Linked DNA regions of Homo sapiens: region 1 is linked to region 2. Evidence: chromatin loops called from intact Hi-C (ENCODE). Cell type or tissue: mammary epithelial cell. All regions are shown on one strand.

Region 1 (5,000 bases), 280 kb before region 2:
TTTCTGCTACTAAACAATTCTGTTATTTTAAAGCTAACTATACCGAGCTGGCTAAATAATACTCAGGGGCTGGCCACAGAGAAGACTCCCTCTGAAATGCAGCGATGATGCCCACTTTTTCCTACTTTGTTCTAATTTTGTCCCCAGCTGATGGGTGACCTGCTGACTCTTGCTGGGAGAGAGGCTGGAGGGATGTCCAGGGAGATTTTTTAAGAAACCTAGAATCTCACACCTTTCCCTGGAATACAAAGGGAACCAACCCATGTTTCCTTGAGGATAATGAATTTTAAAGGCTTCTCGACCTGGATTCACTCATAATCTGAGCTCTTCCTTGACCTCTGCTATTTTCCAAATATCTAAATTCCGTCCCTTTCTCAGCTAAGTCCTTCAATGACTTCCCACTGCCATTAAGATATGCCTAAGCCACTTAGGTGGCTGGCATGGCCCTGTCTGCCGGTCCCTCACCTACTTCTCTGGCCCCAAATTCCTCCATCCACCCGCAACTCCCTTTCCTTCATGTTCCCACTACACTGAATTATGATCTGCATGGAGCAGCATGATAGAGGCTATGGACTCTAGCAGCCAGGGTGCCTGCTTCTAACTCTAGCTCCACCATTCATCAGCTGTGTGACCTGGGGCAAGTCATGTGACCTCTTTGGGCCTCAGTGGCCACATCGATAACATGGGAATCATAGAAGTACTTGCCCTGTAATGTAGCTGTGACCATAGATGCATTAATGACTGCATGGTGCTGAGATGGTGGTTGGTGCAAGCCCGTGTGCCTGGCAGAGATTGGTCGTTTGTACTACTTTTTGTTTGTTTGTTTTGTTTTTTGGAGACGGAGTTTCACTCTTGTCACCCAGGATGGAGTGCAATGGTATGATCTCGGCTCACTGCAACCTCCACCTCCTGAGTTCAAGTGATTCTCCTGCCTCAGCCTCCCAAGTAGCTGGGATTACAGGCACCCACCACCATGGTTGGCTAATTTTTGTTTTTTAGTAGAGACAGGGTTTTGCCATGTTGGCCAGGCTGGTCTCGAACTCCTGACCTCAGGTGATCTGTCCGCCCCAGCCTCCCAAAATGCTGGGATTACAGGCCTGAGCCACTGCCCCCAGCCAGCACTACTCTTCAAAGGTGCTTTTTTTTTTCCTCTTTGCATATGTGGTTTCCGTTGTCAGGATTACTCTTTCTGTCTCTAATTCTTTGCTTTCTTATTTGACTCATCTTTTGGTATTTAGCTTAGACGTGACCTCTGCCTGGAATCCTTCCAGATGCCATAGCCTTCCTCTGGAGCCAAGAGCATCCTCAACTTCCTCCATCATAGACATCTCCCCCTGTGGATTGTAATTACATATTTGTGTGTGTCTTATCGCCACCACCAGGGTTTCTCAGCCTCAGCACTACTGATCTATCGACATTTGGGGCCAGATTATTCTTGGTTGTGGGGGGCCATCCTGTGCACTCTGTGATGTTCAGCACCACCCCTGGCCTCTACGCACTAGATGATGGCAGCAGCCCTCCTCAACCCCTAGTTGTGACTATCAAAAATGTCTCCAGACATGGCCTAGTGTCCCTGGGTATGGGCAGATATGAAATTGCTCCTGGTTGAGACCACTACACTAAACCATAAGCTGAGGGGACAGGAAATGTGTCTGTCTTTCTCATCCCAATTCTCTAAGCACCTAGAATAGCCCCAAGTGATTATTTGGTCTTTAATTAATGTCTGCGGAACAGAAGAATGTGGATTCTGGGGCCAGGAGCGGTGGCTGATGCCTGTAATCCTGCACTTTGGGAGGCTGAGGTGGAAGGATCACCGAAGGTCAGGAGTTCGAGACCAGTCCAGCCAACATGGTGAAACCCCGTCTCTGCTAAAAAAAAATACAAAAAATTAGCCAGGCATGGTGGCACATGCCTGTAATCCCAGTTACTTGGGAGGCTGAGGCAGGAGAATCGCTTGAACCCGGGAGGCGGAGGTTGCGGTGAGCTGAGATAGATAGTGCAATAGCACTCCAGCCTGGACAATGAAGAGCGAAACTCCATCTCAAAAAAAAAAAAAAAAAAAAAAAAAAAAAAAAAAGGAGATTCTACACTGAGCAGCAAAGCAAATCAGGTCAAAGTGAAAAGACCTGAGTTCCCCTCCTGGATGTGCCAGTCCCTGGCTGCATGACTTGGAGAGGCCCAAGTTTGGTTCTTTGAAGTGACTTGAATGAGCATCCTTGTGTGGTCACAGACAGCAGCATCAGCATCACCTGGGAATTTGCTAGAAATGCTCATTCTCTGGATCCCCCAGACCAGTGAATCAGAATTGCAGGGAGGAGCTCTGAAATTTGTGTTTTCACAAGCTCTCTAGGAGTTTCTGATTCATCCTTCCTCAGTTCTCAGATCACCCCTGGCCAATCTTAGAATTCACCTGGAATGCTTTTTAATAAAGGATGCTTAGGAGGCTAGATTTTCCCGGTCCAAGTGCATAAGAAGCTCTGGCATTCAGGCTGGCCATCGGTGTTTTTCACCTGCTTCAGGTGATTCCAATGCACACACAGCCAGGACTGAGATGTTCTCGACGCGCAGAGGCTGTTCTAAATCTCTGTGCTTCCCACGTTAAAGCTTTTGGGAACTGCATTAACTCTTTCAGTCCACCAGAGGGCCATTTACAGTGCTAGGAAAGGGACAGGGTTATCATTTCATGTCCTGGGGCACATGGAGCCATAGACCATAAGTACACAGGTAGAAGTAAGTGTCCAAGACCTTCCTCTCTAGCTGTACCTGGAAAAATACCAGACCGGAATGTGAAGCATCAGAAATGACTCTAAGGCTTGACTCATGCTCTTGCAATAACCCTGGGACAGCCAAGAGGAACAGGCCAACCTCAACCAGGATTCTCTATTTAACCCACTAGTTTTAAAAGCCATGTCCAAGAATCCTCTCTATAAATTCATTTTTGAAGCCCTCCGTGTCCCTGGGTTCATGAAAGCTTTTTTGTTCAGAAGGTGGCTGCAGTTTATTATACAGAGTAGATGCGAAGCCAGACATACCTGTGTTTCTGAGAACCTGTTTCCCTCCTCTGGATCTCAGATTTTATTATTTTAGTTTTTTGAGACAGAGTCTCACTCTGTTGCCCAGGTTGGAGTGCAATGGCATGATCTCGGCTCACTGCAACCTCCACCTCCGGGTTCAAGTGATTCTCGTGCCTCAGCCTCCCGGAGTAGCTGAGATTACATGTGCCTGACACTACACTTGGCTAATTTTTGTATTTTTAGTAGAGATGGGGTTTCACCATGTTGGCCAGACTGGTCTCAAACTCCTGACCTTAGTTGATCCACCCACCTCGGCCTCCCAAAGTGCTGGGATTACAGGCGTGAACCACCGCGCCCAGCCTGGACCTCAGATTTTAAATGAGGGTAATGAAGCTTAGCTGGCTAGGCTGCGATGAGGTTCAACATAGGTGAACAGGTGAAACACCAGCCTCAAACAGTCGCTTAGTAACTCTGTGGTTCTCAAAAGCACCCTGGGATGTGGTTCTCAAAAGCACCCTGAGATGCGGTTCTCAAAAGCACCCCGACACCAGCAGCTTCGTCAGGAAGCTTGCTAGAACTGCACATTTTCAGATGTCTCCTGCCCTACCCCCGCCGCAAGAAAAATACTGAATTGGAAACTTTGGGGGTGGAATAACTTAGCCTCTCTGAGTCTCAATTTTCTCATTTTTGAAACCAGAATAACAGTACCTGCATCTCAGAGACCCACTGTAAGGGTTAAATGAGCTATGTACATCAACTTCTTAGCACAGTGCTGGCATACAGCAAGAGCTCAGTAAATGGTAGCTTTCACTGTTATTGCAATTATTATCATCTTCAAAGCTCCCTGCCCCATGCAAGCCTTAGAAAGAATCTTTCGTCAGAACTCTGCACAAGTATCTCTTATTGAACTTTGCAAAATACCGTATTTTGGCTCTGAATGCTCCCTGTGGACTACAACTTGCAGAGCAGGAGCTCAGTACACCAATATGCCCTGTGAATACCTCAGCCAACATTATAACTCATTCTGAGAGATGCCATCTGTGTTAGTCCGTTTTCACACTGCTATAAAGAACTTCTCTGAGACTGGGTCATTTATAAAGGAAAGAGGTTTAACTGACTCAGTTCTGCATGGTTCGGAGGCCTCAGGAAACTTACAATCATGGCAGAAGAGGAAGCAGGCACTTTCTTCACAAGGCGGCTGGAGAGAGAGGAAGAAGCACAAAGGACTAACTTCCAAACTCTTATAAAACCATCAGATCTCATGAGACCTCACTCACTATTATGAGAACGGCATGTGGGAGATTGCCCCCGTGATCCAGTCACCTCCTTCTCTTGACATGTGGGGATTACCAGTCCCCCTCTTGACTCGTGGGGGTTACAAGTTGAAATGAGATTTGGGTGGGGACAGAGCCAAACCATATCACCATCGCTCGGAGCAATACAACTATTTACTGTAGGGTCGCATTATGGATTGTGATCTATTTAGTTCTACCCCGCTGTCAGAAAGACTGGCTTTCCCTCCACCAACCAGGAACAAGCGAATGGGCTTGGGGCAAGGAAAAGAACAACAAACAAACAGCAAATAGGACCTGAAAAATATTACACTCATGGTCAGAGAAAATGAAAAAGATACTGCAGGAGGGAAACTGAGTCAGCTCTGAGTGGCCTTGCGGCAGTGACAGAGAACTTTCCAGACGAATCCATGGAGGCAGAGGGGTGTCTGATATTTGCATCTGCCAGCTGTCAGAAAGAGCTGGATTTTCAAGGTGGAAGAGAGATAAGTGGAAGGTGGGATTGAAATTTACCTTCATGCAGGTTTCAGTAATCAGGGTGAGAAGTAGAGAATCCTCAGCTGAAGATAGTTACTTTCTGCAAAAGTGGGCTTTCCTTTCTTTCTCTTTTCTTGTAAGGGATTATTTTCCTGCTCAGTCTCCTGAGTCTCCCCCAGTGGCCCCAGCATCTATGACCCACCATTCCCTGAGGGCT
Region 2 (5,000 bases):
GAAGGCCATTTAGGATGTACCAGTGCTCTGAAATATAAAGAATGGGTAGAGATGAACTTAGACAAGAGGGTGGGGAGGGAAGCAACACGACTCATTTCAAAAATAAAAATGGTTAGAATTTCCCAGAGCACATAAGAGCTAGTGAGAGAAAAGACCCAAGAAAGGAGAAGCCTGATGCAGAATCCTAAAGACTGTGCTAAGAATGTTCACATTTATGGCAAATGCCATGGGAGGCTATTAAGACTCTAAGGAGGCTCAAATTACATTTTTAAAAGATCCCTCTGATGGTGTGGGAGATGAGCTGGAGAGGGACGAGAGTGGATGTAAGCTCCTCCTTTCTTCCCTGGTCCAAAGCAGCATCTCTCGATTCATCACACCTACCTTGGATACAGCCTCTGTGACGGAGTCTTCTCTGCACCTCTGCAAATCTATCTTAGGTACCCCTCATATGCTCCATGGCACTGTGTACTTTCTCCATCTTCACACATGTCACAGTATATTGGAATTGCCTGTTTACTTCTCTGTAACATCACTAGTCTGAAAGCTTTGAAGGCAAGGATCACATTTATCTTGTTTACACTTACATCCCCAATGCCACCAACCATGTTGGTTCACAGTAGGCATTCAACAAATATTTACACAATCACCATTTCATTGAGCACCTACTGTGTGCAAGGTACCCTTCTAGTCCTTTCATACGCATGAACTCACCCAATTCTGCCAATACTCCTTTGCAGCATGTTCTATGATTGTCCCCAAGGTAACCGATGAGTAAACTGAGGCACAGAGGAGGCTAGGCAATGTGTCCAAGGTTACAGGCTAGTATGCTGCACCACTGGGGTTCATAGTGCATGCTTACAACCACACACTCTAATGATTAACAAAAGAATGGAATTCTCATCTGTTAGAGCCAGCATTTAATTATCTGTGTTAATGGTTCAAGGCAGTGTCCTGCATCATCCAAAACAGTGAGTAACTTCCAAATAATCCCCAGCGGACTCTATGATACATATGGGCTTTTTTTCAGTAGATTGACCTTCATAAATTACCACTTAAAATAGCCAATAACAAAACCTATTCCTGTTCCCTAAGTAGCAATCAAACTAATGGACAGGAAGTAACTAAGAACTAAACTGGCTAAGCCAAAAAAAGCACTCAATCAACAAATTTAATTAAGCACTTACTTGTTCTTCTTCAGGATCCTGCCATGGTTCCTGTTTCTTATCGCTGCCAAGTCTCTTAAAAGCATATGCTACACCCACCATCTCTATCTACTTCCTTACCTCTTCTTTCTGCATCCTTAAATCAGGTCTTTGTTTGCACAACTGCACTGAAGTGGCTCTGGCAAAAGTCACCGATAGCCACTGTGTTGCCACATTCAATGGGTCCCTTCATCTCCACAGCTGTCCATGGCATTTAGTCTTCTGTGACATCTTTCACTCCTTGAAATTTTTTCTTTAGCACCTTGGATACCACTGCCCATCCCAGGAGAAACAGACGAAAGGACAGGGATCCAGAGCACCCTATTTTATTTCTCATCTCTCTGTGACCGGGAAAAATCACAAACTCTTCCTCTGCCCTGAGTTTTAACCCATTGTGTGCTGCTATGAGATTAAGACATCCAGGCTCTGTGGCTTTCTTTTTTCTCCCCTAATCTTACAGGACAGCACAAAGAATTTTCATAAGGCAGTATTTCACATCAATTAGAAAATATTTGAATCAACAAAACCTCCATAATACAGTATACTGAATATATGAATCCACCAAGGAAATTGAGTTTGTTTTGTTTTGTGTTCTAGCAAGGGATTTCATTTAAGGACATGAGAGGTACAGAGTTTCAAAGAAGAGGGCAGTCCCAGGATCATCCAGGCTAGGAGGGCCCTATAACTACATTTAAACATTGTGCAAAGGTACAAAGGGCTTGGGCTTTGAGATCAGCAACTTGGGCTAGAACTCCAGGTCAGCAAATTCCTAAGAGTATAAATTTCTGCACTTACACTTAAGCTCTTGAGACTCGATGTCTTTATGTGGAAAATAAGAATGATAGAAGAGATAGTGAAGAACAAATGGAACATATAAGCTCTTAGTAAGTGCTCATTTTCTCTCTTTCCCTGGTAGAGATGTAGCTTCCCCACATTTGCCAGCTCCTTTCAAGGTGAGTAGGGCTGTGTGACTGGTACCATCCAATCAATTGCGAGTATATAGGAAGCTCTTAGTAAGTGCTCACTTTCTCTCTTTCCCTGGTAGAGTTGTACCTTCCCCACATTTCCCAGCTCTTTTCAAGGTTGGGTGGGGCCGTGTGACTAGTACCGCCCAATCAATTGTGAGTAGAAGTCTTCCGTGTCACTTCTGGCTAATGCGTTCATGAGCCACTGCAAGACCCTCCAACAGTCCCTTTTGTTGTGGCAGCAACCTGGAAGCCATGTGATCAAAGCAGCTTACATTTCTGAGTCATCACCTAAAAGACGGTCCTATAGAGTTGCCTAACCAGCTTTGGAATTTGCGTGAGTGATACGTAAGCCTTTGTCATGCTAAACCACTAACATTTCTGGGTTAGTCTGTTCTTACAGCACAGCCTAGATTACCCTGATTAAACGCATCACCCACTGGGGAGTCCTTGTGTTCCCAGGGGTGGAAGCAAGGATGAATCAGCTTCATCTCTTTTTTTAGCCAAGGTCTTTACTGATAGCATCTCCTGTTTTCTTCCTTCTCTTCCCTTCACACACCAGAATCGGATCTCTTTATTTTACCCCCAAAGAAACTGAAGTCCAGAGAGGCCAAGTGACTTGTCCAAGCTCACACAGCACATAAGTGGCACAGCCAGGCCAAGAACCCAGGGCCTCCGACTCCCCTCCAGCCCTCGTAGTGTCCACACTACACTACCTCCCAGCAGCTTCCAGCTTCAAATGTTAATAATGTTCTGAGCTTGCCATACCTTTCAATCACTGTAAGCGATACAATCTATGCTACCTTAATGCACTAATTACCAAAGGAGCACATTACCATGCCCTAATTACTAACAAGAAGTGTTGTCAATTCACCATCCTGTTTGCCAGTACATGCAAAATGTTTCCAGACTTGTTCTCAAGGTTTGGCTGGAGGAGGGAAGACAAAATACAAAGAACAATTGATTCATTTCATATTGACAACCAGTCAGGTGGCCCTTCTATTATTATTCTTTGTTACCTAAACACAATCCAACAAAGCCCCAGAAGAAAGGTAGCTGATAGAATGAGATGGGTGGGACAGGCAGTGTAATGAGCTCCAGAAAGAGATTTGCCCACCTGGTTTAGATGCCCATCTTTCCCTTTTTGCCTCTAGGGTTTTTCAAAGCCTCTGTTTTTTCAGTCATAAAATGGGTATAAAAGTAGTGCCAACCTCATGGGGCTGCCCTGGGAATTCAGTAGCATCACGCACACAAAGTCCTATGCAAAATGGCAAGAAGATAATAAGATGCTTAACTGTTATTGCCTATGATGATGATTGCTATTTAGGGGTAGTTTCTTAATCACTGATTTTTCCAAGAAGATTAAAACCAGGCAACGAGGCCAGGCACAGTGGCTCATGCCTGTAATCCCAGCACTTTGGAAGGCCAAAGTGAGCAGATCACTTGAGGTCAGGAGTTCGAGACCAGCCTGACCAACATGGTGAAACCCCATCTCTACTAAAAATATAAAAATTAGCCAGGCATACTGCTGGGCACCTGTAATCCCAGCTACTTGGGAGGCTGAGGCAGGAGAATCTCCTGAACCCGGGAGGCAGAGGTTGCGTGAGCCAAGATCACGCCACTGCACTCCAGCCTGGGCAACAAAGTGAGACTCTGCCTCAAAAAGAAAACAAACAAACTGGGCAACGAAGTAAGGATAAGGGACCCTGATTTATCTTTTATTAAGCACTTGCCCATTCTATGATGTGACTTCTTGGTAGGTACATTGCTAACATTCTGTCTTTTAATCTTTATTCCCGTCCTATAAATTAGATATGATTGTCAGTTTTACAGATGAGGAAACTCTGGCTCAGAGATGTTCAGTAACTTGTCTGAGGCCACACAGCTAGTAAGTAGTAGACGCAGGATTTCAATCCAGGGCTACGTGCCTTTTTTTTTTTTTTTTTCATTTCACAACAATACTGTAATTCAATTTCACTTTTCGTGGACTGTCTGCCTCCACGCATCTTTATGGAACTATATTTTGGAAACTTTAAAGGGACTATGACTTGAGGGCAAAGGAATGAGCACATCTTCTGGGACCGCCATTTGGGACATAATCATATGCATTTATAGAGCCTTTGCTGTGTACCTAGCACAGTGTTTAGTGCTGGGGTCATAGGGATCAATAAGATGTAGCCCTGGCTTTCAAGGCGTTCAAGGTTTAACAAGAAAACTCGTACAAATTTGAGTCAATTACAATAACCTGTGGCCGATATGCAACAAAACTATAAGAGCACAGAGGAGAGATGGAACTCAGGAGGGACTTAGAAGAAGCAAAATCTAAAGCAGGTTTTGAAAAATTAAACACCACTTGCGTGCGGTTTCAGGGAGAAAGGGCATTGCAGGTGCAAAGCAGCAGTGTGCAAAGGCATGAGGTGTGAACAAGCAGGCTGTCCTCAAGAAAGACAAGCAGCCATTCTGCTGGACTATACAAAGCATGAGAAGGAAGAGGAGCAATGGGGCTCCAGAGGCCAGCTAGTGTCAGGTCACTAGGGACCTTGCACTCCACGCTGAAGGCACCCAGAAGCAGTCTTGGTTTCTAAGCCGGGGATGGCACAGTCAGGCGGGCTTTATCATAGACCCTGCTGTTTGCTACGCAAAGCCAGTGCTGGCTGCCAACTCTGGCTGCGCAGGAGACTCACCAGGGAGCAATTTTTAAAAATCCAGTGCCAGGACCTCACCCTGGACCAATTGAATCAGGCACTCTGGAAGCGCAGTCTGGACACCGGTATATTTTAAAAGCTCATCGGACAATCCTAATATACTGCCAGGAATCACGCTACTGGTGTAG

The links. Hi-C counts contacts between places; a loop is a spot of excess contacts. Peaks named below come from ENCODE experiments on the same cell type or tissue, not always from the same donor. Only the 100,000 strongest peaks of a DNase experiment are listed, where the experiment ranks them.
Region 1: a loop joins it to region 2, with 3 times the contacts of the local background. A loop is called at or near these places in 1 of 110 quality-filtered maps.

What each region holds. Positions count from the first base shown.
Region 1 is chr16:17,554,130-17,559,129 of GRCh38, forward strand. No RefSeq gene overlaps it. Among named protein-coding and RNA genes, the nearest start is that of XYLT1, 86 kb to the left of the region's middle. In mammary epithelial cell, CTCF peaks have their summits at 1,399 and 2,636 (motif pointing right); DNase peaks (open chromatin) are centred at 1,222, 2,332 and 2,692; H3K27ac peaks cover 416 bases.
Region 2 is chr16:17,834,646-17,839,645 of GRCh38, forward strand. No RefSeq gene overlaps it. Among named protein-coding and RNA genes, the nearest start is that of XYLT1, 370 kb to the left of the region's middle. RefSeq lists an enhancer at 1,903-3,102. In mammary epithelial cell, no CTCF peak of the experiment used is centred here; a DNase peak (open chromatin) is centred at 2,556.